Linked DNA regions of Homo sapiens: regions 1, 3, 4, 5 and 6 are each linked to region 2. A link is a loop called in an ENCODE intact Hi-C map of the cell type or tissue named here. Cell type or tissue: endothelial cell of umbilical vein. All regions are shown on one strand.

Region 1 (5,000 bases), 640 kb before region 2:
ATTTCAGTGGGTCTACAGTGGCATCTCATTGCATTTCCTTGGTTACTGATGACATGGAGCACTTTTTTATTTTTAATTGGCCATTTGGATATTCATGCCTCTTGCTAATTTTTCTTGGTTTTCACCCCACTTTTTTTTTTTTTTTTTTGATATGTAACACATGGCCTTTACAATTTGGCCTTCCAACTTAGATTTCTTTCTTTTCTTTTCTTTTGAGATGGGGTCTTACTCTGTTGCCCAGGCTGGAGTGCAGTAATGTGATCATGACTCACTGCAGCCTCGACCTCCTAGACTCAAATAATCTTTCCACCTCAGCTTTCTGAGTAACTGGGACTACAGGCATGTGCCAGCATGCCTGGCTATTTTTTTTAAAAATTACTTTTTAGACACAGGGTCTTGTTATATCTTCCAGGCTGGCCTTGAACTCCCAGTCTCAAGTGATCCTCCTGCCTCAACCTCCCAAAGTGTTGTGATTACAGATATGAGCCGCTGCACCTGCCCCCAACTTAGATTTCATATAAACAAAATTACTCTGCTTTTCTGTCCTAAACAATAGTGTTGCAACAAACAAATCCCTTCCACAGCTTTTCACTAGGTACTTGAAACAGGATTCCTCTTTGGACATAAGTGGGAAAAAAAAAAAAACTCGATTCAAGCTGGGCGCAGTGGCTCACGCCTGTAATCCCAACATTTTGGGAGGCCGAGGCGGGTGGATCACCTGAGGTTGGGAGTTCGAGAACAGCCCAGCCAACATGGTGAAACCCTGTATCTACTAAAAATACAAAAAAATTAGCCAGGCGTGGTGGCGGGCACCAGTAATCCCAGCTACTCGGGAAGCTGAGGCAGGAGAATCACTTGAACCCCGGGAGGCAGAGGTTGCAGTAAGCTGAGATCACACCAATGCAATCCAGCCTGGGTGACAAGAGCGAGACTCCATCTCAAACAACAACAACAACAACAACAACAACAAAACTCCTCAATTCATGCCCTGGAAAAAATGTTAACCCCCAAAGTTCAAATTCTCATCAAGTTTCAGCGGATTTTCAACACTAGAAACAGATGACTTCACATTTCTACAGAAGTTTCAGTGTTGACCAAGACACATGTTTCTCATTAGACTTTATTTTAATAGTTCTCAAAATTCTGTGGCAGATTTTTTGCCAAGTCGTTTCCACTTATTTATTATTTTGAGACAGGGTCTTGCTCTGTCACCCAGGATGGATTGCAGTAGCACAATCATGGCTCACTGCAGCTTTGACTTCCCTGGGCTCAAGTGATTCTTCTGCCTCGGCCTCCTGAGTAGCTGGGACTACAAGCATGTGCTACCACACCTGACTAATTTTTATGTGTGTGTTTTATGTAGAGATGGGGTCTAGCTATGTTGCCCGGGATGGTTTCAAATTCCTGGGCTCAAGTGATCCGCCTACCTTGGCTTCCCAGAATGCTGGGATTACAGGTGTTAGCCACCATGCCCAACCTAAGTTGTTTCTATTTAAAAGGACTGATTTTAAAAACTAATAACTTAAAACTGACACACACACAAACACGCATACACACACACACATTGTGTGGTGTGTGGTCTACAAAATATTCTTTCTTTCTGAAGGTTTTACAGTGCATTTTTATCACTAACCAGTCTTTTACTATCAAGCTTAAATGGCCTATTGAGACAAACAGTTCTGAGACCATTCTTCCACCACTGATTAAGATTGGGGGCAGGTATGAGGGATACTATTCATTTAGCCTGCTGAGCTTTCCGGGCAGACTCAGTGACTTTGCCAGCTCTGGCAGGCTTCTTGGGCACTGCTTCGATGATACCCACAGCAACTGTGTGTCTCACATCATGAACAGCAAAACAACTCGGAGGAGAATAGTCAGAGAAGCTCTCAGCACACGTGAGCTTGCTAGGAACCACATCAGCGATGGCGCATTAGCTGAGTTCAAGAATTTGGGGCCATCTTCCAGCTTCTTACCAGAACAGCAATCAGTCTCCTTTAAGCTCAGCAAACCTGAGATCGTGCCACTGCACTCCAGCCTGGGTGACAGAGCAAGACTCTGTCTCAAAAAAAAAAAATGGTTTTTACTGTAGATTTTTGTAAATAGCCTTTATCAGATAAAGAAAATTCTTTTCTAGTTCCAGTCTCCTAAGAGTTTCTATGATGAATCGATGGTGCATTATTTTAAGAGCCTGGAAGACACAGGGCTTGTACTCATAAAGATCTATGAAAGTAAAACAGAGGCCTGTGTAAGTATGTGAAAGAAGGTAACTTTTTACTTTGTCCTTAGTTGAAAATGGAATAGACTATAGATCACAAAATATCTATTCTTTTTTTTAGAGACAGGGTCTCACGCTGTTGCCTAGGCTGGAGTGTAGTGGTGCAATCATAGCTCACTGCAACCTTGACTCCTGGGCTGCAGCTAGGACTACCAGTGTGCACCACCACACCCACCTTATTTGTAAATGTTTTGTAGAGGCGGGGTCTTTCTATGCTGCCCAGATTCAAAATATCTATTTAAACTGAACAAGTTGAACAAAAGAGACTCCAGGTACCAGTTATCTGTTTTCCTGTTATAAAAATGACATTAAAAAGAACATAGTGTTTTTTAAAGCCTTCAAACTACAATATCTTGATAGGATTTTGGTTGTTTTTATCCTGATATTAATTTCCAGTAATGAGAATGGTGAAAGGAAATTAGAAAGCTAACCATGGCAAACAACAACACTACCATGTCTCCAAATCTCCAGAAGGTGGAGGCAGTGAGCCACTGAGATTTCAGACCAACAGGTTTTTCTGCCTTCAAAGGCCAGTAACCAACCTGAGTTGTGCGGAGAAGTTGGCCTATCTAGCCATTTTATCCTCTTTCAATTATTTAACGTGTAGCGCTCCCAGGCAGAAATAGTCCTCACTAAAGCAGTGTTTTGTAAGGGTGCTTCTTCCCTGGTTTTGATCTCAGTGGTCTACAATGCTTGGATACGGTCCACTCCATCCATGTAAATATAACAATATCTGCCGGGCATGTTGGCTCACACTTGTAATCCCAGCACTTTGGGAGGCTGAGGCAGGTGGATCATGAGGTCAGGAGTTTGAGACCAGCCTGGCCAATATGGTGAAACCCCGTCTCTACTAAAGTTACAAAAATTAGCCGGGCGTGGTGGTGCGCGCCTCTAGTCCCAGCTACTCAGGAGGCTGAGGCAGAAGAATCACTTGAACCTGGGAGGCGGAGGTTGCAGTCAGCCGAGATCATGCCACTGCATTCCAGCCTGGGCGACAGAGTGAGACTCCGTCTCCAAAATAAATAAATAAATAAATAAATAAATAAAAATATCTGGAAGGGCTCTTCACTTTGGACGAATGGCAACAGGCTTTATTGGAAACAACTAACCTCACACCATTGAATGAGTGAGTAAACGTGTAAGTGTATTGCTATACAATTGCCTCAGTCTGCTCAGGCTGCCATTACAGAATGCTATGGACTGGGTGGTTTAAATAATAGAAATTTATTTTCTCACAGTTCTGGAGGCTGGGAAGGCCAAGATCAAGGTGCCAACTGATTCAGTTCCTGATGAGGGCTCTCTTCCGGGCTTGCAGATGGCCCCCTTCTCACTGTGTCCTCACATGTTAGAGAGTGAAAGACAGTAAGCGCTCTGTGTTGTTTCTTATAAGGGTACCAATCCCATCATTAGTGCCACACCCTCATGACCCCATCTAACCCTAATTACCTCTCAAAGGCCCCATCTCAAAATACCCTCACATCAGGGTTTGGGGCTTCAACTTATGAATTTGGAGAGGGGAGCATAAGTGTTCAGTCTATAAAACAACAACTAACTGAAAAGATGTATATTGGGTTGCTCAGGAAGGAGCTGGCAAAGCTCTTAGCTCTACTGAAGAGAATTGATGTATTTCTGGTCCAGTGGGGATTCTTTTCTTCCCTGATTCGCTGCTGTGCATCTATCTGAGCCTTTTTCTGTCCTCTGCCATCTGTCCTGAACCTGGAGAATTCCTTTATCAAGTTTCTTATCCCTTATAACAAAAAGTTTTTAATCTTCCTTCTACCTAGTCTCAGATATCACTTTAAAGTAGAATTTTAATCACACTGTGGCTAAGTGGGTTTACTTATTCCAGAAACTTTGCAAAATCCAAACCACCTACTTTTCTTGTTTTTCTTGGTCAATAACTTTTATAGCTGTTGTTATGGCTCATTTTTCACGGGCTATCAAAGTTCACTTAATTATAATCCTTGGTCATGACTCATTTTTTTTTTTTCAGATGGAGTCTCGCTATATGGCCCAGGCTGGAGTGCAGTGGCGTGATCTCAGCTTCACTGCAACCGCTGCCTCCTGGGTTCAAGTGATTCTCCTGCCTCAGCCTCCCAAGTAGCTAGGATTACAGGTATGTGCCACCACCCTCAGCTAATTTTTGTATTTTTAGTAGAGATAGGGGTTTCACCATGTTGGCCAGGCTGGTCTCGAACTCCTGGCCTCAACTGATCTGCTCACCTCGGCCTCCCAAAGTGCTGGAATTGCAGGTGTGAGCCACTGCGCCCGGCCAACTCACTCTTATCATTGGCTTATGAATGTCCATTTCTTCCCCTCTCTCTCTCCTCATCGTTGTATTATTATTATATAATAAGCAACCATGAATCCATCTCTCATTATAAACACTAAGACTTTGACAATATCTTACATTTACTTATGTTCTTTCCTCTTCTCTTTTCTTGCCTTCCTGAGGTACTACAATCCAAAGACCAGCATTCATCAATCTGTTGCTTTCTTTCTATGCAGTTTCTTCACTCAACTATATGAATTTCTAAAAAACATACTTTTCCATTTTATGAAAAGGATAGTATGCTTTATGTAAATATGCTGAGACTTTTTTAACTTCATATTGGTAAGATTCATCCATATTGTTGCATGTTGCTATATTTCATTCATTTTGGTTGCTTTATTCAAGACTGCAGTGAGCTGTGATAGTGCCACACCACTCCAGCCTGGGTGACAG
Region 2 (5,000 bases):
GGTGTGGGGCTAAGGGAAGGATAGCATTAAGAGAAATATCTTATGTAGATGACAGGTTGATGGGTGCAGCAAACCACAATCACACGTGTATGCCTATGTAACAAACCTGCATGTTCTGCACATGTATCCCAGAACTTAAAGTATAATTAAAAAAAAAATACAAAAATGTGTATTAGCATATTAAAGGTTTTGAAGGAAAAAAAAGGAGGCCTACAGAAATTTCACAGTAGTTTAAGACTACTCTTTTGACTTTGGTAAATTAATTAACTCTTCATCTCAGTTTTCCCCATCTGCAAGGGAAGAATAATAACAGCAGCAACACCATAGGGTTATCTGGGTATTAGCCCATTTTCACAGTTATAAAGAATACCTGAGACTGGGTAATTCATGAAGGAAAGAGGTTTAATTGACTCACAGTTCAACATGGCTGGGGAGGCCTCAGGAAACTTACAATCATGGCAGAAGGGGAGGGAGAAGCAAGGCATGTCTTACATGGTGGCAGGAGAGAGAGAGAGTGCATAGGGGAAATTGCCACTTCTAAAACCATCAGATCTGGTAAGAACTCCCTGACTATCACAAGAACAGCATGGGGAAACCGCTCCCATAATCCAATCACCTCCCACCAGGTTCCTCCCATAACATAAGGGATTACAATTAAAGGTGAGATTTGGGTGGAGCCACAGAGTCAAATCATACCAACATATTAGATAATTATACGAACATAGCTTGGCATTAGACAATCATACAATAAGTGTTAGCTATTTTTTTATTAATGTAATATCCATCCAATAGATATAAAAATCTGGCTGGAACTGAAAAAAAAATGCACTATGAGTTTCTACCAAGAAATTATGGGATTGGGGCAGGGAGCGGGAATGATATGCCCAAAGTACTTGAATTTCGAGTTAAATGTCATTCACATACACTTTTATGACTGGAAAGGATGTAACCTCACCTGAATTGTATTTTCTTTATAGACTCCGTTACTATAAAAAGACACCCCTTAAATTTCTACCAAATTACACATCTAGGACTCCTTAGAATGTATGTTTATTTTTAATTTGAAGGTGCCCTTGGGTGTTCCCATGTTCACAGGCAAAGCTAAAGACTTCAAAAGTGTTCAAGGATTGATTGGCTGGTTCAGTGTTGAAATGTAATTTGCATCCCATACCTTCCTAAACTCCCATGAACTGGAACTCAGAAACATTTCCCTGTGAAAGTAGCTCTCAGAAGTAGCTGTTTGTTTATTCATTTACTCAGGACCAAATACTAAGCAGACACCCACAAAAGTAGCTAATTTAGGAATCTCAGGAAACACATTTTCTAAGGTTGCATCTGTCATATTAATTTTATATTGCTTGACATAAAATCTTTCAGTTTTCCTTTAGTAATCTAGGATCTTATATGAAATCTCTCTGGCCTTATAAATTCATGAATCCTGAATAAAATGAGTAAGCAAAATTTAAACAAATCCTGTTTTCCTAGGTGCTTGGACCCTCGTAAATAAAGTCTAAAACATTTTAAATTACTCTATCCTAGTGTGTCTTTCTTTTCTGTTTTTCTTCCATTAGGAAGAATTTGTTGTGAGACCAGGTGAAGAAATTCAAGAAGCTTAAGAAATGGCCCCAAATTTCAAAGATTTTATAATTTCACAAGAAAACAAATAATAGCCATATAATAATTATAACAGAAAATGATTAAGTGTCAAATGGATGTCAAAGGAGTTCATAGAAGACCCTTCCTAGGGGTTAATTTGGTCCCTGGAGGAAAAAAGCATTACCTTCAGTGACTCCTCAAGTCCTGGAAGAATGAGTGAATTTGCAAAAGGCAGAGAGCATTTGGGAGATTATTCAAAATGGAGAGAACGAGAGAAATAAGAACTACATATTCAGACAGTCAAGAAATAACAGGATAAGATGGAATTGAACACAACATTTCCAGACATTTAGATATAGGGATTAAAAGCATTTTTTTACATATTAAATATATAGCAGAACACAAAAGCAAGAAAGGAAATCTCCAAATGCTAGAACATAGAGCCAACATGACAATGTATCTGGAACTAAGGGAGATTACAGGTCTCAAAGTCTGGGATTTTCATGGCTATTCAAGGCCAGAAGCTGGCCAGGAAAATATGTTTATAGAAGGAATAAGAACTGGGCTTCCTGTGCAGAATCAGAACCCTAGAAAGCACTGCACTAACCTTGAAGGAACCAGATCATCTCTGCCTGCATACCCAAGATAACTGCTGGAAATGAGCCAATAGCCCCACCATGTGGGTAAAATAGGAGTCTTCTAGAGATATAAGAACCCCAAGACTGAACAACAGGTGGGAGTAGGAATAGACTCAGAATTCCAGGCTGAAAAACTAACACAAAAAATAATTCAGAATCAGTGTGTCTTGAAGGTGCTGACAGGAACACCAGTGGAAACCACCCCAGGTGGTTATCCGGATCTCTAGAAAAGATACTTCCTTCTGAAGTAAACTCGTAAGCAAAATAAAACAGAATTTTAAAAAATAGGACACTTAGCATCATGAAAGACAGCTTACAGGACATGAGGAACCAACAAGAATAGAACAACATGAAAGAGAGCTGACAATAAGTATGTTTACAGTATTTAAAATATAAAGGAAGAAATGGCATCTGTAAAATAAAAACAGCAAGTTATGAAACAGGCTCTTAAAAGTCAAGTGTAAGTACAGTCATTAAATCTCTTTAGAAATCTAAGCAAATGGATTATACAAGACAAATCATGCTTGAAGATGAGTTAGAAGATGGAACAGAACATCTCTGTGACATGGAGGACAAAAATAAAGGAATGGAGGATATAAAACAGAAGTTAGGAATCATAAATGCTCTAGTATCTGCCTCAGAGAAATTCCAAAGACATAAATAAACAAACAGCAAATAAGCAATATGCTAAGATATAATGGTACAGACTTTTCCAAAAATCCGAAGGTACAAATCCTCTGATAGAAAGCATTCACCAAAGGCTAAGAAGAATAAATAGAAATATGAGGGGAAAAGGTTTAAATAAAGCAAAAAAAAATCTGTGAAAGATTAGTGTGTAATGTGGTTGAGAAAGTCAGTTGGGTCAGATTACAGAGGCTCTGGAAATCAGGCTAAGGAGTTTTGACTGTATCTTGTAGGAAGTGAACACCATGAACAAATGTGTAGTGGAGTTGCTGCAAAAAAAAAAAAATGTAATGCTGTAGGACATTTGAAACAGGAATAATGCAGTGGTGTTTTCCATGAAAGAAAGAATTTTTATCTAAATTATCGTTTTATATCTTTACTATACTTCATGTTTCATATTTTGTTTTAAATAGTCAAAAAGTATTTCCAAATACTCTGAAATGTTACTTTTAAGTATTATATTTATAAAGGCTGTGAAATTCTAAAGGTGTTAAAAAACAAAAAAATCAAAAATAATATAGACAAAAATCTTAAGGAGCCGTATAGTCTATATTCATAGACCAAAGCTTTTCAAATGAATAAAGCAGATAAAAAACCATTATTTTAATGATTTCCAGAAAGGAGGACACTCATTTCTTGTTTAACAACATGGTAGAGGGTCAAGTGCAGAGCCAAAGTCTGAGGAGATAGAGCTGATGAGCCAGTCCGTTTCCTGAAGGCAATTGCTGATTATCCAGTAGGGAGATAAACTAAATATCAATTAACACAAGACTGCGGGCAATGTGCTGTCAGAGGGGTACACATTCTTCATGACAGGAGCCCCAGAGGAGGACTTCTAACTAAACTACTGGAAGCTGGGGAGTCTTCTAAGATGTCATTATGCTGAAGCTGCAGCTGAGAAGTTGGATTCACTAAACCAAAGGCCTTCTATACCTTCAGCGCACTGCAGGCATGAGTTGTTGTTTATGGCTGAGGCACAAGGAACAAAAGGGGACATCCTGAAAAGGGGGCTGGAGAAAGGTAAGGGAAGGCCAAATCATGAAATGCTTTCTTGGGGCCATTCTTTAGAGTATAACTTTCTACAATTGGTGATAGGAAGTCAAAAATGCCCCAGAAGCCAACATCAGATTTGGATTTGTGTTCGAGAATGATCACTTTGGGAACCATGCGGAGGGTGGATGACAAAGGGACGAGATCAGAGGCAGCGAGACAGACCCCCAGGGAAGAAAAATACAACGATCCAAGCAGGAAATGATGAAAGCCTCAGCCTAAGGCTTTTTAACATTGGAGATGGAAAGGAAACTTTTTGTTTTTGTGGTGCAGAATTTTTTCTCCAATGAAATCTTATGTGAAACATTACAATATAAAACCAGTAACCGCAGAGCTGATGGAGGGAGAGGTGGAAGACGTGAGTCACTCTGCTCTGCACCAGCTCCTGGCATCCTGCAGCAGCCCCTGAGACCCCCCTAAGAAACACAGTTTGACAACCCCTGGACCAAAGAGATATATTTAAGATGTAGAATCAATGCTTCCACCCATTTTATTTAATAAACTCTTGTGGTGTCTAATAATCTGTAGTGTCAAGCTGTTCTTCGCTATCTAAAGTAAATCTCTGCCAAGAGTTCATAAGAAGGCTTGTCTTATTTCTTTGGATGTCAAACAAATATTGCACTCGATAAATCTCTCAGTGTGTCTCTAGCCTCTGCAAGCATACATCAAAACCCAGTTAATTATAGACTTGTGGAAGCTGACCTTCTGACCCTCCATTTCTTGAATCCATCTGGGTGCGATGACTCTGGATCCAGACTGCACGAGCAATTCAACTTTTTAAACTCTCACCTAATCTTATTATACATTCTCTCCTTTGGGAGACTCATTCACCTACATGTTTTCAACCTCTGCCTATAACTGGGTGATGATGTCCAAATATCAATAGCTAGGCCTGACTCTATTTTGCACTCCTGACTTGCAGTTCCTAGTGGACATGTTTTTGGGGTTTTTGTTGTTGCTGTTGTTGTGGTTTTGTTTTGGTTTGTTTTGTTTTCGAGACAGAGCCTCGCTCTGTCGCCCAGGCTGGAGTGC
Region 3 (5,000 bases), 180 kb before region 2:
GGAGAACTGACAGTGAGTAGCTTTGTGCTGAACCCTGTGTAAGGCATTAAATGATGCACTCGTGTAATTATTTTCCCTAAATTAATGCCTGTCCCTGACACATCTTAGACTTTTCCACCCTTGCCCTAAATAACTTAATTAAAAAAAAAAATTCTCCCAGCTAATTTGCTGACATATAGTCACCACTGATTTTGTCACATGTTGTTCAAGAGAGTGAGTACATTCTGAAATTAGACAGCTTACAGTGTCAGGTAAAAATTCTTACAAGGCAGAGACAGTTTTTGGAGTTGCAACTAGTTAACTGTGGGCTTCTACTTGAGACAAAAGTGACTTCATTTTATTGGAGAAAATGTCAATCAAGACGTAACTACTGACACCTGTCTTTGTTTCACCAGCCAGTAATAAAAGATAAAGCAGAGGAAATGGAGGAGCTGCAGTTATGCGTTTGCAACACACAAAGTCCTTGTTTTCCCACTAGGCGCTGCAGAAAAGCAATTGTCCATTCACGGCACATCCTCTGCATTTCAGAGCTAATATTTTTGCAGTTCTTAACTTAGTACATTCCAGTCTTATGCAGTTAATTTTTTTAACCCTTTGAAATACACCTCATGTTTGAAATCGTGCTTAATATTACTGCTAACATGACCCAGTTTTAAAGCTTTCAGGTTCTCAATGTTGAGAATAGAAACTTTAAGAAAATCGGTTAGAAATTTTGGAACAGGGTAAGGATTTCAAATAATCCTGTCTTATTTGCTATTGCATAACTTTGAGAAGGGTAATAGGGAAATCCATGGTAACCATATATTACTTAAATTGCTGTTACAAAAACCGACTCTTTGGATAGGAATGATTTTTAGCAGGGATCCTCCTTAAGACATAATAATGTGCCACTGAAAACAACATTAGCCCTGTATTGAATTGCCAATCTTCCTGCAGCATTTAGTGTGTTTACTGTATATGAATGCCTATGCCTGTCTCTGGTGCAAAGAGGTTTACTCTTATTGCAATAGTCACTCTGGCTAGAGCACATGAAGAACAGAATTTTTAAATGATTAATTAGTCCCCAGGCTCAATCACTTAAGCCCCTAATTGAATATCTGACTCCATTTTCAACTATTGTAGGAAAAGATAATTAGCAAATTTGCAGTGGTAATAAAGAAGTTTTACTTTCCTTTATAAATAATAATATCTAAATTTCTGGTCATGTAACTTAGTACTTGCATCTCTCCTGGACTTCTGAATCCAAAACATTTTTTGAAAAATGCAACAAGGTGATGAAGGATTTTTCTTCAGAGCTCATTTTTTGGACATCTTCTATTGATTTTTTTCTACCTTCAGTCTCACTATCAGCTTCTTCCCTTCTTGCCACTAATTTCTTCATCTTGAAGTCTGCTATCAACCAACATGAAAAACTCAAGAAAAAAACTAATTTCCTTCTTCCCTGTTCCACAAACCTTACCAATCCCTTTACCAGCATTTTCCTATCCTGTCCCACCAAAAATGAAAATTACCCAACTCCAAGATTTATGTTGGAGAAAAAAAATATTGCATTCTTTATTTTTTTTTTTAAAGACCACCTCAGTGTGGGCTCAAAGTGCAGTGAAAATGCCGGAGTCTCATTACACTGGTTGGAATGAAACCCTGCTGCCCTTAAACGGTTAATTCAGGGTAAGTGATAATGTTTAGTCAGTTCGCCTAGAAAAAGGAAGGAAATTCAAAAGCTGGTTGCTGTAGTAACAATCACAGACAAAAAACATATATATGTACAGGTTCATTTTAAATAAAAATCCTGCCATCTCTCTGTGACTCTATTCTCTCAAGAAAACTGAGCTTGCCGCTTAAATTTGTTGTACATACCTCAACCATTAAACAAGACATTTAACCATAGTGGCAGTTCTGTGACCTTTGAATGCCGTGAAATCTCTGAGCGGTGCTGCTTGTTCATGAAGACTTGTGCTGCAGAATCCAGCAACTTCATCCAGGATTAGGAATATAATTAAGTAACAAAAAAAAAAAAAGAAAAAAAAGGAAAAGAAATAAAGAAACACAAAAGCACACAAGGAGATCGAGAAAGAAGGAAGGTAGAAAGAGAGACTCTCCCTGGGTGAGTAACACCACTTTTCTCCCAGACAAGTGCTGGGACAGAGCCGAGCCTGCTGCAGTGCCCAGACCAACTGACTGGCTGGGTGAGCAGCCGCCGGCCTGCTAGGCTGGGAGGTGCTGTCAGTTGCCACAGGCAAGGAAAAGCAGAGACCAATCGGCTTCAACTCTGGCAGCTTACTGGAGTGGAGCCTTTTCTGTTTATGTTTCCTCATTTCAAGAGTGACGTCAAAGGGTTTAGTTTTTCCTCTGCATGTGCTATTAATTTTAAAGTACTGTACTATGGGAAGAATGTGTGTGTGCCTGTGGTCAGCCTGGGCACCCCACTCTCAGGAGAGCCCAAGAAACATTTTCTATATTCGGGAATACATTTAAAGAATTTAAAATACCTTGTGGTGAGGTGTATAAAAACAAAAGCAAAACAAAACAAAAATTAAATATAAAACCCTGAGCTAAATCATAGCAGCAAGATGTAGATTTTTTCCATCTGTGAGTGTATGTGCTCCATGCTCACTTGGCAGCTGTTGCTTATTTTTTTTTACCTAATTCATTTTTACTCTTACCTAAAAATGAGTTGTTAATTAAACTTGATAGCCATAGAGGCAGAATCGTACAAATGCACTGGTGAACAAAATGATGTGCAATGAAACATAGAACTCCTGTGTCAGTTTGTGCCATGGGTCCCTGCGTTTCCTCCAGCTTCCGTGGTGAAGCCTCAGGCTTGTTCCTGCCAGGGAGATGCCTCCTGATGCCAGCAGGAGTCATTCAAGAAGCAAGGCTATGGTGATGCCATGCAGGTGTGCCTGGGGCCTCAGCTTGTTCTTTCCCAAAGAGTATGAAGGTCCAGTTATTTAGGGATACTTCCTTTACCAGGGACCCCAGCTTATCCCTGGGTTACACTTCCCACTCTGGAAAAATCCCCATAGTTGCCATCTGTTGTTTCTGCCTCCCCCACATCCTCCTCCTTTTCCCCATCCCCATCCTAAATTCTGCTAACAGACCTTTTTTGGGTGGGCGGTGGGCGGAACTTTCCTTCCTCTATCTTCTATGGATTGCATGGACTTTGCCCCCAGCCCCATTCCCACGACAGAGCCACAAGGGGGCATGGGACCCACAGGGGCCAATCAGATTTCTCCATTGCTCCGAGGCAGACTATGTTTTAGGGGTGGGCGCAACACTAAAGAATGTCCACATTCCTTTTTCAAATACTAATATTGTTTCTTTGAGAAAGAAAGTATTTATGTATCCCTAAGAGCCTAGGCGCTAGGATTAAGCATCCCTGTAGTTGTTGGGGTTTATCTTTGGTGTTGAAGCTACAATAGTGAACAAAACAGATGGTTCTTTGCCCCCATGGAGTCTACATTTTGGAGAAGCAGGGAAATTGTCAAAGAAAAATAAGTAAACGTATAATGTCAGTTGGCAATGAGGGCTTCAAAATAAGGTAAGGAGAATGAGGTGTGTGTGTACACGTGCATGTGTGTGTGTGTGGTGTGTGTGCTATTTTAGGAAAGATGATCAGGGCAGCCCTCTGATAAAGCAACTTGGAGCGGAGGCCCGAATGATGGGACATAGCAGGTACTGTGTGCCTCTACCTTCCATGCAGATGAAGCCATGGAAAGGTCCCACAACACATGAGTGCTTGGCAGAGCCAAGGAACAGGAAGGGAAATAGAGTGGCTGGAAGAGAATGAGCAAAGGGAAGAAATAAGTTTCAGAAGGTATGTCTGGGACAAGATCAGGACATGTCTTACAGGCCATGCACACGACTTAGATTTTATTCCAAGGTGAAAACCTACCTATCAGAGTGTTTTGAACTGAGGAATGTCTATGATTCGACACGAATTCTGAAGAGATTTCTCTCTTTTCTCTGTGGAAGATAGACTCCTAGGGAGCAAGAGTAGAAGCAGAGAGACCAATAAATGAGGCCACTGTGCTAACCTAAGTGAGAGCACATCATGGCTCGGACTTGGGTGAGAGCAGTGGAGAAGGTGGGAGGGCCAGATTTTGGAAGGGGGCCTGTGTATTTGCAGAGAGCGTTGGCAGTATTTGAAGATGAGAGGTGTGAGAAAAAGAGAGGAATCAAGAGTAATTTCCAGGTTCCTGGCTTGGGCAAACTGGACTAGAGTTGCCATTTACTGACATGGGGAAGACTGGGAGAAGAGCCTGGTTTTGAGGTGAAATAAATAACAGTTCTGGACCTTCACTGAACAGCAACAGATATTTGATTGTGTACTCTGTACCAGGCACTGTTCTAGGTGCTGGGGAGAATGCAGTGAAAACATATAACACACATACACACCCTCCAACACGTAATTCTTTGACCCCACGAAACTTAGATTCTTCTGAAAGGAGAATGGCCATAACAACAAATAAAAAATTTATATAGGATATCGGGTGGTAATACTGTTGTGAAGAAGAAACAGGAGAGGGAAGGGTCACTAGTCAGATAGAGGCTTGCAATTTTAAAGTGAGTATGCAGAGAAGGTGCCACTGCAAAGATGATGTTGGACACAAAGGGGAAGTTGATGAGGGAGGCATAGGGAGAGCATTTTAAACAAGAGGACATTAAGTGCAAGGCTCTGGGGACTGGAGTATTTGGCTGGTAAGTAGTAGGATATGGCAATGGGTGCAGAGGTGACAGATCAAGGAGAGTTTTCTAGGTCATTGTAAGGACTTTGGCTTCCTGTCTGCATGAAACAGGGCTTTAAGGAGAGGAATGAGGCAATCTGACTTACTTTTTGACAGGATCGCTCTGGCTACCATGTGGAGGTCAAGGTAGAAGAGAGTCTAATAAACGATATATTGCAATAAACAAGCCAGACATCCTAGTGGTGTCTACCACGATGCTTTGGTGGAGGTGGCTAGAAGTGGTTTACTTCCAATTATATGTTGGTGTTAAGG
Region 4 (5,000 bases), 360 kb before region 2:
CAAGCTGAGTCCAGGACCCAGGTTTCTTGATTTCCAGTCAAATGCTCCTCCTACTAAATCACTCTTAATTTCAAGATGCATTTCTATCATACAGCAGACATTTGGAAGTCACAGCCCTCAGACCTGATGCTACACAGTTCATTTTCCTCCCTATGGCTTGGACTCTACAAAGAAAGGGAGTTAGTTATCAGACTTGGTCCTGTGACCTATTACACCCCATGGTCAATTTACCTGGAAAGCTGCGGAGAGCATCTTCATTGTCCAGAATGCCTCTCTGTTTGGTCGCCTGCAGCTCACTTTTGGATTTCCAAACCAGCTTTACCATCCTGATCATCTCTGGCAAGTCCCAGGGCAGCGGCCCCTGCTGGCACCCCGGCCGGCTTCCCGGGGAGGAGGGCAGCACACCTTCTGGGCCTGTCCACCTCCTGCCTAGCTCTGCTGGGTGGAAATATCGCTCTAGCACAGGCATTCTGTCTTGTGCCCCAGAAGAGGAGGTAGTGGTGGTGGTGGTGCTGCTGCTGCTGCTGCTGTTGCTGCTGCTGCTGTTTCTGCTTCTGCTGCTGCTGCTGCTGCTACCACAGGGGAAATTCTTCCCAGGCAGGGAAAAGCGAACCCCCGTAAGATCCTCTCCAGCTTCGGAAAGACAAGCCTCCTCCAGCCTGGCACAACCTCCCTGTCTCTTCAGGCCCTCCACAAACACTGCCGACGAGAGCGATTCACTTCCCTAGGTTTCTCTCTGGTGAGAAACTGTTACTGTACTCCTTCCTTAGAGATAGAATGCATTTTTTTTCCCCTCCTCTCTCTGGCACTGAGTTCACAGCACTTAATTAATCCCAGGCTACAGCTGGAACGACAGCAGGGAGAAAAAAAAAAGCCATCGAGGTTCTAGCATTTGCTTTTCCTCTTCTTTCTTCTGATTTATTTGTTCTCAATTCTCTTTTGGTGCTTGTCAAAGTTTGTTGACTCTTAGCTCTTTGTCGGCTTAGCTCTTAAGGACTTCAGGCAAAGAAGCGGGGCTTCCCCTTTGCTAACCTCACAGAGGGGCTCCCCCCTTGCTGGAGGCCAGTTATCTGGAGGTGTCAGGTGAGGAGTCACCCCTGTGGTACAGGCTCAGGCCTGCAAGCCCCAAGGAGTTCTCAAAAAAACAGAGGAAGCTGAGAGTCTGCAGAGCCAATCTGCAGCTGCTTCTCTCTGGAGGGCCTGATGGGGGTTGGGGGGCACCTTGCCCAGTCACCAAGACCAGTGCTGGGATGGGCTTGGTTGATCCTCAGTGCCTCAGTTTGATCACTCTCGCTCCTTCTCCACATCCCTCCCCCTTGTGTCATTTGGTTCTCGGCAAACCTATCTGGGTTATGACCTATTAGTCAAATCCCTTCATAACCTCAGCTGCCCTTCAGCTGGAAGGGAAATAACATTGAATCACATTCCACAGTTAACTCCGAAAGATGCGAATTCGGGAAGCATCAAGATCCTCATGCGTATGGGCAGTGGCCTGCATAGCCTGGATATGTGGCTCAGGCTCATTCAAAACCCATTTTCAAAGGAACAAGCATTTTAAAGGATGTTCACAGGGGACATAAATGGCAATGAAAGAAAGAAAAGAATGTTAACAATTCACCTTCTGGAGGGAGAGCACTGTTGATTTATTATGTGGGCCACTGACTACTGTGTCCCCGACCTGAGAGTGGTTGAATCGAGGGCAACATCAACTGTGGGCCATGCCTCTTGTTCCTAGTCTCAGAGATGGAGGCGCTAACCCTGAAAGTAAGAACCAATTCAACAAAAGGCGATGCCCCCTGTAGCTTATGTGAAAGGCCTTGGACAGAAACGAAAGTAGGGTAGTTTTGTATTTGGCACTTTTGCCAGCAAATTGGGTTTGTAGGAACAATTTGAACTTGCACATTCAAGTGAATAGCCCCTGTTTTCTTGGAGAACATTGTAACAATCCCATCTTCCTCTCTTCACGTCTCCACATTGCAAAGTGCTTTATTTTGCTTGGCATGCCATTTTGCTGGTGTATAATCTGTTGCTTCTGCTCTACATTCCTTTCAAGGCTGGTTTATCACACAATTATTTGATATTTCTTCATGGGAGAGAGGAGGAAACTTGGGGAAGAGGAGAAAGATCGTTGTAGAGTGTGTTTTATTTTCATTACTCCCACCTCATTTCTTTTTAAAGTTGAAACCAGCAAAGACAACTGTAATTTTATTGTTGTTTTATTATTTCTCTAAATCCATGGTTAATAAGTTTAGTTTTCCATACTGGATTAAGTGAATTTTCTTTTTTCTGGATGGAAAAGCATACTGGCAAACCTACTCTCCTTCCTAACAGGTGAAGAAGGGGCAAGAGGGTATAAAACAATAATAAAGACATTGAAGACACTGCTTTTGGTGAATTTTGTTATGAAAATATTGATCTAGCAGCTCTTTCTATAACAACCAGATATACATACAACACAATTAGGGAATAATCAGCGGTCTACTTGATTAGAAAGATGTGCCCTTCCTTTTTCCCTCTCTGATAAGAGATGAAAGGATTTCACCATCAGTTCAACACTTCCACCACTTTGACAGCCCGTCCAGTCCTTATCTTACCCTTCCATCAGGCTGGGGGCATCAAGACTCTCTAGGATTGAGATGATTTTATTTAATAATCACATGTAGACTGTTTGCTTTATTATCATATTTCCTGAATAATGTCTTAAACTCACTCCTCAGTCACAAACTTCCTTGACATAACAACTGAAGAGTTTCCTAAGTGTTTGACTATTTTTATTTTTGTTCAGTTATTTTGCAATAGTACTTAGCATCAGGATATCCTGACCCTTGGAACAAAGGGGTTAAGAACAAAGAAAACAAATATGTGATATCATATATCACATACACTAATGTACTAAGAACACAACACTTCATTGTTCATTTCTTCAAGAATGACTTTTTAAAAAAAATCCAAGGATATACATTTCCATTGTATCCTCTGTACTATTTTATCTAGTTCCTTGTAAAAATATCTTAGAGAAATTACAAAATGTTGGATCACTGAGCACGAATACTTCCTAGTGGAGATGAGTCAGGGCCAAGCCATCACCATTTCACATTTTCATTCCCAAGGAGGAACCTACTTCATTTGAAGGTTTGAAACCTGGAAATATTTGCACAATTTAAAAAAAGTTCCCCCAATATGGGATTATTTTCATCCTGGAGTATAAGGGCAAAAATACCACAAGAAAGGTCATTCTCATGGTATTTCTGGCTCACATAGAAACAGGAAGTACAGGAAATCTTGCGAGAAAGCTTGGCTCGGAAATTTTTGGCTCAACTGCAGGTTCAAGAGATTGGGACAAACTGATGCGAGGCTAGTACTTGCTGGACTAAAACCTCTCTACCATGTGAATTATCTGAAAGGTGGTTTTGTTACATTTCGTAGCTAACATCTCATAGGCTGGGATCTCTTTTGTTTTTCAGATAGTTACTTTAGAAGAACATGCCTGTAAACCTATAATTTTCACTACTCAGTGGACATCATTCATCTTGATATGGTATCTGCAGCCAGAAGTTTGGATCACTGAGGGTGGGGAAAGGGTGGGGTTGTTATGTGATCAAAGGAATCATGGAACAGAGAAGACCCATCTAGGTAACTTGTGAGGATTCTTACACATGTTAATATCAGTAATTAATGGGTTGCAGACAGGACATTTTAAGATAGATTTTCAAAATAACCAAGTTCTTTTTCAGGCATTGTGAATCAACCCAAAATAATGAGAACTAACAAAGTCAAAACAGCTTGTTCCAATGGACAATGGACACCTACTTGTATCAAAAAGACTTTGCTGTTCCTGGAAGTACTGTTACTTGTTGAGGGTGTGATGGCTTCATGGCTTCGAGGTTACTTTGAGGAGCTGGGGTGCCGGCTGTGCGGGCCCTGAGGGCCCAGGGTCCCTGAGGGGTGGTTGAAGTGCACTCCAATGCATCTGGAGGTGATGTTCTTACTGACAATGAGCAGGTGACTGGGTTGGAGAGGGATATCATGATGGCTGCACGGAAGGGACTGGACCCATATAATATACTACCCCCAAAGGCAGCTTCAGGTACCAAAGAGGACCTTAATTTAGCCCCCCTCCTTCACCAGCAGTGGGCAGCATCTGTGAAGAGAATAGTGCCATCATCTGGTTTTGGCTGGACAAAGGTGAGCCCCGGTGATGCCCTGACTGGAAACTATTACAAGCTGCCCCACCAGTGGGCCCACTGAGCCCCTGCACTAAGTTACTCAAAATGTGCTAAAAAGTTTCTTCTTTTTAATAAAAACTAGCCATTGCATTGGCTCCTTCTTCCAAAAACTAAAAATAAAAAGACTTTGCTTTGTGGTTGGAGCTATAAAAGAATTGATAACCCCGATACTAAAGTATACAACCAAGAAAAGTGTCAAATATATAGTTGATTTAGAACCTGGATTATGTTGAAGAATTTTTGGTGTTCTGAGGGCTATGTAAAAATCTTGTAGACTATGGGTGCTCCAGTCACTAGGCAGATAAGCATTTATTATACATGATTTGTAAAATAAGGCATTTATAATGTTAAATATTTCTAACAATTCTAGAGAATGTACCTTTCAAAAAAATGGAAACTTAGAAACATATATCCCTTGTCATTTTCTTTCACTTTGAATCTATTAATAGATTCTTACAAAACAAAAAGTTTAATAAAAATTTTCTCACTCAGATATTTTGGAATTGTTTTATACCCTTATTGACCCTTATCTGTGGCCTATCTTTTGGAAAAAAATGCAAACTATGGAGGGAGTTTATTTATTTTGTCCTGAACTTTCCTCTCCATCAGTTCAAGTATGGATGTGTAAACACACACACACACACACATGCACACACACGACCACTCTGCTTTTACAAATGCAATTCAAAAAAAAAATTCAAAATGAGCAGGGAAGTAAAAACAGGTCTTTCAACTTGGTTCTATACAGTCCAAGTAGAAGAACTGCAAACAATT
Region 5 (5,000 bases), 140 kb after region 2:
CCCTTCTTGCACATACCACAATTTTTTTTCTAATACTGAATTATAAGGTAACATTTAAAGCATTTTAAATGGCAATTCACTCAACTCATGCATTATCAACAGTGCACATACCTCAATGAAGGGAAGACAAGATCAACAGCTATGACCAAGTTTGCACCCACACAAACCAAGACTGCTTATGACAGCAGCCTAGACATGGCATTTGCAAGATACCATCAATTGTAAGATGCAACCTGATTTCCAAGAGGTAAGACAGCTGGGGGTGGGGGTGCTATGCATGCCTTAGTACTGATGCAATACTGTAGTTGTCTGTGTTCTTATCTCTTTTCTTCAACTGTATTGTGAGTTACCTGAGTGCATGGACTAGAAAAGCCTTTGTCCTAAATACAGAACACAGTGTCAGGCACAAGGTAAGTATGTGGGTTGCAAATGCCAGCTTAATACTCTTCTGACAATGTAGTTTCAGCTGGACTAAAAGTCGGTGACTCACACTTATTCATAACCCATACATATTTGAAATGTTCTCTGGTTGTGCCTACCCAGGGCTTAATGTGAGTAAACGGGAAAACCAATGTGCCTTGTCAGCTAACACAAGCCCAGAGTAGTGGAGTAGGTGGTGGTGGTATTTTAAAAAGACTCATTGTATGATTCTTTGAGATTCTGATTACTATCATTTGCCTTTTGATGCATTGTGACTGGTCTATTCCTACCCTCCTGGCTAGCCTGTTTCATTTTTCCTTCTTTATTGCGATATGGCTCAAGTCAAGTAGAAATTCATTATCTGTATATTATTATTCATTTGGGCCTTCAAGTTCATGAGCATCTCTGATAAAAAGTATATGAGTCTCCTACCTCCAAAAAGACATGAGGAAAGAATTATGTTAGCATTTTACAAAAGCACTTCATGAAATAGTGTGTTCATTAACATAGAGGTTGTAAATATAAAAAATTATTGCTGAGGAAATAATGCAAAAATCTCAGTAACTGTAAACAACTAAATTTTAATTATCTGATATTTAACTCCCAAATCGTAACAGGACAGCTATTCAAATAAGAAAAGCCCTCCACTTAAAGTTATCTCATTAAAATAGAAATGGGCTTTTATAGTCCAAAAGCATAAGAATTTAAGGAAAGTCATTACATTTTAGGACTAGAAGGGATGATTCCAAAATCATCTTGTATAAATCCTTCATGTTCATAGGGTTGAGATCTTTCCAGGTTTTTCCATCCGTATAATTAAAATGTTATTTATAATTTTAACACTCTATATTCATATGAAAACATAAAATTGTTCAAATGCTTGATTCACAATAACACTTCTCTCTTTATATATGATTAAATCACAATATTTTAAGTTAAATATTCCCCGTAGAGAAGGGAAGTGGAAAGATCATTAGAGAAGTCTTTGCCTATAACCTCTGCCCTATGTAATAGAACCTATTAAAAATGTAACATGTGACCCTTGCTAAGAAAATATATAGCCAATAATCTTACTAGTCAAGAATGCTAAAAGTGGCATTGTTTCTTCTGAGATTTGAGAGATGGAGAAATCAAGGTAAGATTCCCTTTTTATATTCAGGCAATATTTTTCTAAGGGGAAGAGAAAATTCTTCTAAGGATGGGCGAAAATATTCTCAAATTTTAAGCCGATTTTTCTCTAAAACACAATTTTAAATGTCTTGTTAAAAAATATTTATGTTTTCTGTGGAGAAAATAGAGATTGTTTCTAAAATATCAGCTTTGTTTTAAACCAAATTCTTTACAGGAATCTGCCTGCTTGAGTCTAAAAATCCTCCAAAGAAATAGATGTAGCAGCAATTTTCCATTAATGAGGGTACCTCTAGCATTTATTTATTAGATCTTCTCTAAGGAGATATTTACTGAGTGCAGGCCTCTTTTAGATGTCTATTCTATCATTCTGGTATGTGCAGAAAACTGGAATGTCAACCCAGGGCCTGAAAAGTGGTAATGTGCCTTTAAAGGGGTCTACATTACAGCTAAAAGAGTTTAGTTATTGAGGTCAGAAGGTGCCTGGTTGTATTTCCTTTTCAAGTATAAATTGTGGTAAGAAATGCTCTGAAGTTCACGTGATGGATTTGAGCAACCCTAGATGGCTACAAACTTCCATAAGTAAGCTGCCTTGCCCATGACTAAGCCCTAATTCTTGACTACCTTCATGTCAAGTTGGAACAGACTGGGAAATAGAAAACCGGGAAACAGAAAATTTTTTGCAATTCCTTTGCAGGAAGGAGAAAAAGTCAGAAAAATCACACATCAAAAAAACCGGAGCTTTAGCGACCTCTTGTGGGATAATTTACTAGCAGCCCATAATAAAACACTTGCAGATTGAAATCTGAGACAGGTTTTCATTGCAGGTGCAGTACTCCTCTGGTGGGCCTACTGAGAGCCAATGGATTGTTACAACCTAGAAATGCTTATACATACATACAGTTATCAATAAAGTGTTGGCCAGATGTGGTGGCTCATGCCTGCAATCGCAGCACTTTAGGAGGCAGAGGCGGGCAGATGGCTTGAGCTCAGAAGTTCAAGATCAGCCTGGGCAAGGTGAAACCCTGTCTCTACTAAAATACAAAAATTAGCACGGTATGGTGGCATACACCTGTAGTCCCAGCTACTTGGGAGGCTGAAGAAAGGGGATCACTTCATCCTGGGGGATAGAGGCTGCCGTGAGCTGTGATCCTGCCACTGCACTCAAGGCTTGGCGACAGTGAGACCTGGTCTCAAAAAATAAATAAATAAAAAATAAATAAAGCATTAATAGTTGCACTGGACTATATGTTCAAGAGAGCCTACCTATATAATAAACACACATCAGAAGTGATTTAAATGAAGAATTAAATATATTAAGACATTTAGAGCCTTTTATCCATAGGATAAGAAGGAACCTTCCAACCACTCATCATATATTTAATGGTCCTCTGCAAGGAATCGAATCACAGGGGAATTTGGGAAGAAATTATGGATTAATCCTACCTAAACTACAGGCATAATGTAAGTGACTCAATAAATGACTTAATGGAAAATAAAAAAAAATCATCTTCATACTTAATAGTTAACATTAATATTGTTAGAGCTATAATGAATAATAAATTGGGACATCTTCTAGCTAGATTCCTAATATATTTACGGTTAATAGGATGAAGAACAAGGGCAGAATTTTTGGCCAAATGGACCAGGGTCCTCGCCACAGTGGTTTAGTGGTTGATGAGTCTACATACCTCAAGAATGACAACTGACTGAGGAGATAAAGTCATTGTGTCATACTTGGAAAAATATTTGAATAAATACTAGAGGAAAAAATAGGGCTGTATTTCACTATCAGATGAGAGGTAAAGTAGTGAGAAGATAATTGAATTATAGCATCAAGCAATCAGATCTACGGTTATAGTGGTTTAAGCATAGTCACTTGGACTTTCATAATGGACATTTCCTCAGAATGTCTTTACTTTCCATATACTCTGGAAGATCATTTTTCATAATTCCAAAGACATGTTCCTCTCAACAGTGTTTTCTTAATAAACAAATTTGTCTGTAATTCTTGTTTAGGAAATCTAATATATAACTAAAGTTCAGATAATTAATTCATTCCTCTTTGTTATTTTTTCTCCTTGAAATCCAGTTATGTAATCAGTCTCATGATTGTGAGTGTATTAGGCTAAAATCCGAAATTTGAGTATTTTAGGAGATAGGCAAATAGACATAAAGGCAATTGAATACACATTGCAAGGCTACAAACCAGGTTATCTAATAATATAGCTCTGTAGATAAATTTTCTTTTGCTTATAGTTGATTCTAAAGTAGATTATTTAAGAGATTGTGCCTTGATTGTAAGTCATAAAATAATATTTTCTGTGTTATAAGAATGGGAAGCTAGGGTCTGGTAATAAATTATGGCTAGGTTTTATAATTAAGATGTCAGAAGAATAATTTGGTAAGTCAGTAATTGCTTTTCTCTTGCTTGGAGCATTTATCTTGGTTTATATATTTTTAATATTCTGATACTGATGCTCATAAATCATTTAAAATAATTTAAAATTTTTAATTATGTAAACTTCCAAAATTAAAAAAAATCAGTAGATTTTACTGCCCAAACCTAATTATATTCATATTTGCATACTACCTTATACCTATTTTTTTTTTATTAGCCCTTATCCAAAGATAGTCTTACATTTTCTTAGCTATAATTATGGAATTAGATGCATGCCACATTGGGCACTTTATTTCTATTTCCTACAGTCTTCATAAGCCTTACTGTAGAGATAAATAATATTTTATTTATCATATTGGTATAACATCACTCATCATTTACTTTATGATCTCATAAGTTATTTGTAATTATTTGCTATTGAATATAATGTTGCAATAAACATCTCCATATAAAAGTTTTAGAGGGGCTTTATTGTTACCAATAATTTGTTCCAAATCTCTTTGAAATAGTGTAAGAGCTGTCAGCGTCACAGCAAAAAAAAGAGATGGCACACTCTGAAGGGTTTTGTCTATTATGATTTCATTTAATAAATGTTCCTAAGGTTTCTAATGTATCCCCAATAGTACTGTACTATTTACACCAGCAAATACTAAATTACTATCTATGTATTTAAGCAGGTATGACCTCCTATTACAATACAGAGACTTCTGTTACCCTTGGTTTCTGGAAAGTAAAAACTCTTAAATCCTGTTTCACACAATATCGCTGGGCCTCAGCAAGTCTCACTCAGGACTCATGGGGGCCCCTTCATTCCTGAACTCAGAGACCTTAACATGCCAAAAAGTCCTGCCCTTCTCAGCAGTTGTCAAATTATGAGAAAGGTTCAAGCCCCAGTGGCATTCATGTTTAACCTCCACACATTTTCTAGGTCCTTTTAATCTCTTTTAGTCTGCACAACTACCCTGTGAGAAATGCATTGCTATCCCTTGAATAGTGCGATATTAAAAATTAGATGTTAAGTAGTTCTCTCGAGGTCACAGCTATGAAGTGG
Region 6 (5,000 bases), 230 kb before region 2:
ACATGTGTTAACGTGTGTGTGGTGGAAAGTGAGGGCTATGTTGGACAAATATAAGCACTTTTACACTATTTACTTTTGGAAATCTCTTCCAGATAGGAAATTCTATAGCTCTAGAACTCCTGGCTTCTTTTCAAAAATATTCCATGTGTACTTTGGGCTCACAGTGGCCACTTGTCCTGCCATTCAATATAAATATTATGTATACTACAAATGCAAGGCACATATATGAAATTTAAAAATTTCTAGCAGCTAAATATTTCTAGTAGTCAAAAATATTATACAATTTTTCATGAGATATTTTACTTTTTTTGTACTAGCTCTTTGAAGTCTTGTAGTACATCTCAATTCAGAGCTTCACAGCAAGAGCTCAAAATCTACAAGAGACTTGTAGTTACCATATTGGATAGTGCAGATTTGGACTTTTGTGGTTTTCTGCATAGGTTCACAGTGCCTGGCCCCTAATAATTAGACCATGTCTTCTCATACACAGCAAACACAAAAACACATAGATAGCATGGTGAAAAATCATATTCAAACACAGACTTAGGAAACTGACATAATAAAACAGCAGAATGTTTCTGGGTCAACTCAAGGATTTGCATCTAAAGTCTACCATAAACTTTTGTAAATTGTTTATATCACGTTGGTTTAAAAGTTTGTTCAAAGATGGACAAACTATTTGTTGAGTGTTGAGAAAATCCTATCCTTGGTTATAGAAAAAGAGGACTTCAGTTTCCCCTGGGGAGAAGAAATATATGATGTGTGGTGGCCAAGGTCATCCAGTTGGTCACTGAAGAAAATTCACCAACCATCCAAAATAAGGGCAGTTAGGGTTTGCTTATATTTTTCCCTGAACAGCTGTGGGTGTGGAGATTTAATGGATCACCTAGAATTTTCCTGCCACAGCTAATGATTCATAGGGACAGCTTATGAGTTAATTAGAGCTCTCCCAGCCTTCTTGTAAATAAAGACTATGTTTAATGAGATGTTCATTGTAATTACTGAATCCCTTTTTATAGCCAAATGTTTTTGCTTTTTAATTCTTACATTTTAAATATTTTTCCTCCTGTGAAAGATTTATGTACACAGGGTAGAGCCTTGTGTTATCAACTGCATAATTACTGCCCCACCAATCTGTTTTTTAAACTCCTTCTTAGTCATGCTTCTGAGACCAGAATGTAGGTTAATCATGCAGAATGATGGTCAGATATTTTCTAAGAATATGGGGTTACTCTTGGGGAAATTTTCATTAATATTCTCATAAAATAATCTCCTTGGCTGTGTCGAGATAATGCAATAAAAAAAGTTTAAAAATTGCCAGGGGTTAGATGCGGGGGCAGGGGGTGGTGAAGGTAGTGGGTGGAGCCGGGGTTGTGGGAGGGATGAGTGGCTGGAACACAGAAGATTTTTAGGGCAGTGAAAATACTCCATATGGCACTATAAAGAAGGATTGATATCATTATACATTTTTCCAAACTCATAGAATGTACAACACCAAAAGTGAACCCTAAGGGACTCTATGGACTTAGGATGATAATGATGTGTCATTGTAGATGCATCAACTGTAGCAAACTTTGGTGGGGGATGTGGATAATGGAGGAGGCTATGCCTGTGTGGGGGCAAGTGGCTTATGGGGAATATATCTTCCTCCAAATTTTGCTGTGAACCTAAAACTTCTGTAAAAAAGAAAGTCTTTAAAAGTGAAAAACAAAACAAAACAAAAAACAAACAATTAGTGAGTAGTTACTTGTATAACCTCGGTGTTACTGACAGTTCTAAAGTGCTGACTGTGATACTGGCTTCTAGAGGAGTGGGACCTGTGGATACCAAGATTGTCCCAACACCATCTAAGCACAGATATTGGTAAGTGAGGAGTTGGATCCCCCTTGGATGTTGTAGTGGGTAAGCTTTGAGGTTCATACTCTTTGAGTTTCACACCCTCCCTGGTGAACTTAGCTGTGTTCACAAATGACTGTATATTGGTAACAGCTATATCGCATGTCAGACATCATTCCTAAATTTCAAACTCATATTTCAAGTGTCCTTATTGGATATCCTCACCTATTCCCACAGACACTACAAAAGCAATACACCTGTCAGGATTTTAGGTAGCAAGCAACAGGAACAGTCTCTTGCAAATGTAAGCAGTAGAGGGCGCCATTACAAGACTAGCTGGCTCATAGTGCTGGAGAATTAGATGTGAGCTCTTCAGCCTAGAGCTAGTCCCAAGATCACACCTGCGTTTGCCGAGGATCCGAGTCTACGGCTGCTGACCTTGCAATGCTGTACCTTGCACTTTTGTCTCCACCAGCACTGGGCTCTGGGCCCCACCCTATCACCAGGCCACTTTTGCGTAGACACTTTGATCTTCCCGCAGCAACTCCAGAAAGCAGTTAAAAATTCTACTTGGTGAAATATAAAATAAAATTAAAAATATAAAAATAACATATATGATTATTATGAACTATCATACAAAGAGAATATTTATTTATTTATTTATTATTTATTTATTTGTGGAGACAGGGTCTCATTCTGTGGCCCAGGCTGGAGTGCAGTGGCATGATCTCGGCTCACTGCAACCTCCACATTCCCAGTTCAAGCAATTCTCGTGCCTCAGCCTCTGGAGAAGCTGGGATTATAGGCGCACACCACCACTCCCAGCTAATTTTTGTAGTTTTGGAGTTTCGCCACATTGGCCAGGCTGGTCTCAAACTCTTGGCCTCAAGTGATACGTCCACCTCGGCCTCCCATAGTGCTGGGATTATAGGAAGAATATATAACTATTAATGCACAATTTAAAGAATGATCAGAGAGTACCCATGTTCCCATCTTCAGGGCACGAAAGAAGATATGACAGCACCACACCTCTGAGATCCCTTCTGTTTCTCTACACACTCGCATTCCTCTTCATCTATCCAGAGGAAATGACCACTCCGAATTTTTTTTTCTTTTTAAAATTTCACAGTAATTTAACAACAATTTTACATGCCCCACAACAATTCAAAACACAAAGTCATTTATATTAAAAGTTAAGGAACATAACTGAATTCTCAAATATTGTCATAACTAACATAAGATCCAAAGTTCACTTTGATAACTTAATGCTTTAACTAACAAAATCCACTTATCTTGATCATGCATAGATTAGTTTATAATAATTGAAAAAGGCAAATATTTCTAGGTACTGGAGATACCAGGTAAACTTGTGGTAAATTCTCTGTGATTTCGTTCATACTATAACAGACTTTTCTACTTGATGCTGGTGTTTTTTTGACCATTCAGAAATTTATCTTATTCTCTTTCTTTTCTTTCTCACTAGACCCACCTACATAGGTATTCCCCAAGCAGCATATTATTGTATGTTGCCTGAACTTTTTGCAAATGGGAACAAATTGGATACTTGTGCTTCCTTCTTTCAAACTTAGATTTTCAAGTTTCCTCCATTTTGAGATATAGCTCTATTTTATTCATTTTGCCTGTGGTATTGTACTCTAATGTGTGAATATAATACAATGTACTTATCCTTTCCCCTCTTGGTAGACATTTCAGTTGCTTCCAGTGTTTCATTTTTGTTTTTTTTAACATATTCTTATAAATATTTTTATACAGATACATGTAAATGTTTCTTTAGGTAAATATCTAGGAGTAAACTTACTGAATTGTAAAATAGGTGATGACAATAGTTTCTAAGGAAATTGGACCAATTTACACTCCTAAAAGCAGATGATAGGCCGGGTGCGGTGTCTCACGCCTGTAATCCCAGCTCTTTAGGAGGCCAAAGTGGGAGGATCACCTGAGGTTGGGATACGAGACCAGCCTGACCGATATGGAGAAACCCCGGTCTCTCCTAAAAAAAAAATACAAAATTAGTCGGGCGTGGTGGCACATGCCTGTAATCCCAGCAGCTCAGGAGGTTGAGGCAGGAGAATTGCTTGAACCCAGGAGGTGTAGGTTGCAGTGAGCCAAGATCACACCACTGCAGTTCAGCCTGGGCGACAAGAGCAAAACTCCGTCTCAAGAAAAAAAAAAAAAAGCAGTTGACAAACCTTCTTGTTTCTTCATAATACTCCACAAAATATTATCTAACTTTCAAATTTCTGCCAATTTGGTAAATATGAAATAATATCTCCTAAGAACTTAATTTTGCATTCCTGAGATTTTCAGTTACAGCATCTTCCCAAATGTTTAGGGGCCATCTTCTATTTCCTTTGATATGACATGTCTTTTCAATCTTTTGCCCATTTCCTCCCTATAGGAGGAATGAATATCTTCTTTATAACAAGTCTATCCAAGAGCAGGATATATCTGTCTTTATTAAGGTTTTCTTCAAAGTTTTTCAAAACTGTTTATTCAATAAGTTTTATAATTTTATCTATAAGAGTATTACATGTATTTTTAGGAATATTATTCTGTACTTTATATCCTTGTACTAAGCTGTAAATGTAAATTAAAATTACATTGTCTAACTACTTTTTCTAGGCATATAGAAACAGTTAATGTTGTACATTCAATTTTTAACCAGCACATTTCTAATATTCTCTTATTAATTATAGTAATTTGAGATTTGCAGGCCTGAGCATAGCAGAGTAGCTTGTATTGGACTAATTCTCCTCTGATAACAACTATAGAAACTAGACAAAATATAAACAAATAATTGACTAAAAGCACCGCTGAGCAACCAAAGCAAGCAGAAACTGGAAGAGGCCTGATCCGTGAAAACTAAGCTCTGTAATTCTTTGGGGTGCCAGGGGAGAGAATCCAAGTAGAAAGGCACAATTTTACTGGTTTAAGGAAACAGAGGTCAGAGTTTAGGGCTGCTAGAAGAGTTGGAAATGGAAGGTAGTCTCAAAGAAGAGCCAGGTGGAAGGAATGTCAAAATCTCTCTACCAAGTCTTCTTAAATTGTTGGCTGACTCCTAAATCCTGCATGTGCAGGGAGGGTCTCCAGGAATTTTATAAAAAGCAGCAGCAGAAAGCTGTAGCTAGGAGGCCAAATGAGAG

The links. A loop is a pair of places that touch in the nucleus more often than their neighbours do. Peaks named below come from ENCODE experiments on the same cell type or tissue, not always from the same donor. Only the 100,000 strongest peaks of a DNase experiment are listed, where the experiment ranks them.
Region 1: it touches region 2 in a loop (17-fold over the local background); 10 of 110 quality-filtered maps call a loop at or near these places.
Region 3: a loop joins it to region 2, with 2.8 times the contacts of the local background. A loop is called at or near these places in 3 of 110 quality-filtered maps.
Region 4: a loop joins it to region 2, with 7 times the contacts of the local background. A loop is called at or near these places in 3 of 110 quality-filtered maps.
Region 5: a loop joins it to region 2, with 2.7 times the contacts of the local background. A loop is called at or near these places in 7 of 110 quality-filtered maps.
Region 6: a loop joins it to region 2, with 20 times the contacts of the local background. A loop is called at or near these places in 19 of 110 quality-filtered maps.

What each region holds. Positions count from the first base shown.
Region 1 is chr6:136,314,972-136,319,971 of GRCh38, reverse strand. No RefSeq gene overlaps it. Among named protein-coding and RNA genes, the nearest start is that of BCLAF1, 28 kb to the right of the region's middle. In endothelial cell of umbilical vein, a CTCF peak has its summit at 2,736 (motif pointing right); a DNase peak (open chromatin) is centred at 2,781.
Region 2 is chr6:135,673,344-135,678,343 of GRCh38, reverse strand. All of the region lies in intron 4 of AHI1-DT (AHI1 divergent transcript), which reads right to left. Among named protein-coding and RNA genes, the nearest start is that of LINC02524, 41 kb to the right of the region's middle. In endothelial cell of umbilical vein, no CTCF peak of the experiment used is centred here; a DNase peak (open chromatin) is centred at 2,253.
Region 3 is chr6:135,848,877-135,853,876 of GRCh38, reverse strand. PDE7B (phosphodiesterase 7B) reads right to left here and starts at 2,176. Exons shown (of 13, transcript NM_018945.4): 1 at 1,858-2,176. The coding sequence starts at 1,878. RefSeq lists a silencer at 2,152-2,389. In endothelial cell of umbilical vein, no CTCF peak of the experiment used is centred here; a DNase peak (open chromatin) is centred at 2,226; H3K4me3 peaks cover 305 bases; H3K27ac peaks cover 938 bases; H3K27me3 peaks cover 511 bases.
Region 4 is chr6:136,033,760-136,038,759 of GRCh38, reverse strand. All of the region lies in intron 2 of PDE7B (phosphodiesterase 7B), which reads right to left. It also overlaps the pseudogene COX5BP2. Among named protein-coding and RNA genes, the nearest start is that of PDE7B-AS1, 37 kb to the left of the region's middle. RefSeq lists enhancers at 1-455, 456-956. In endothelial cell of umbilical vein, a CTCF peak has its summit at 415; DNase peaks (open chromatin) are centred at 759, 1,419, 2,799, 2,989 and 1 weaker place; H3K4me3 peaks cover 1,240 bases; H3K27ac peaks cover 4,197 bases.
Region 5 is chr6:135,533,412-135,538,411 of GRCh38, reverse strand. The region is part of intron 2 of AHI1-DT (AHI1 divergent transcript); the gene reads right to left. Among named protein-coding and RNA genes, the nearest start is that of AHI1-DT, 38 kb to the right of the region's middle. In endothelial cell of umbilical vein, a CTCF peak has its summit at 2,290 (motif pointing left); DNase peaks (open chromatin) are centred at 521 and 2,131.
Region 6 is chr6:135,907,122-135,912,121 of GRCh38, reverse strand. All of the region lies in intron 1 of PDE7B (phosphodiesterase 7B), which reads right to left. Among named protein-coding and RNA genes, the nearest start is that of PDE7B, 58 kb to the right of the region's middle. In endothelial cell of umbilical vein, a CTCF peak has its summit at 2,158 (motif pointing right); a DNase peak (open chromatin) is centred at 2,161.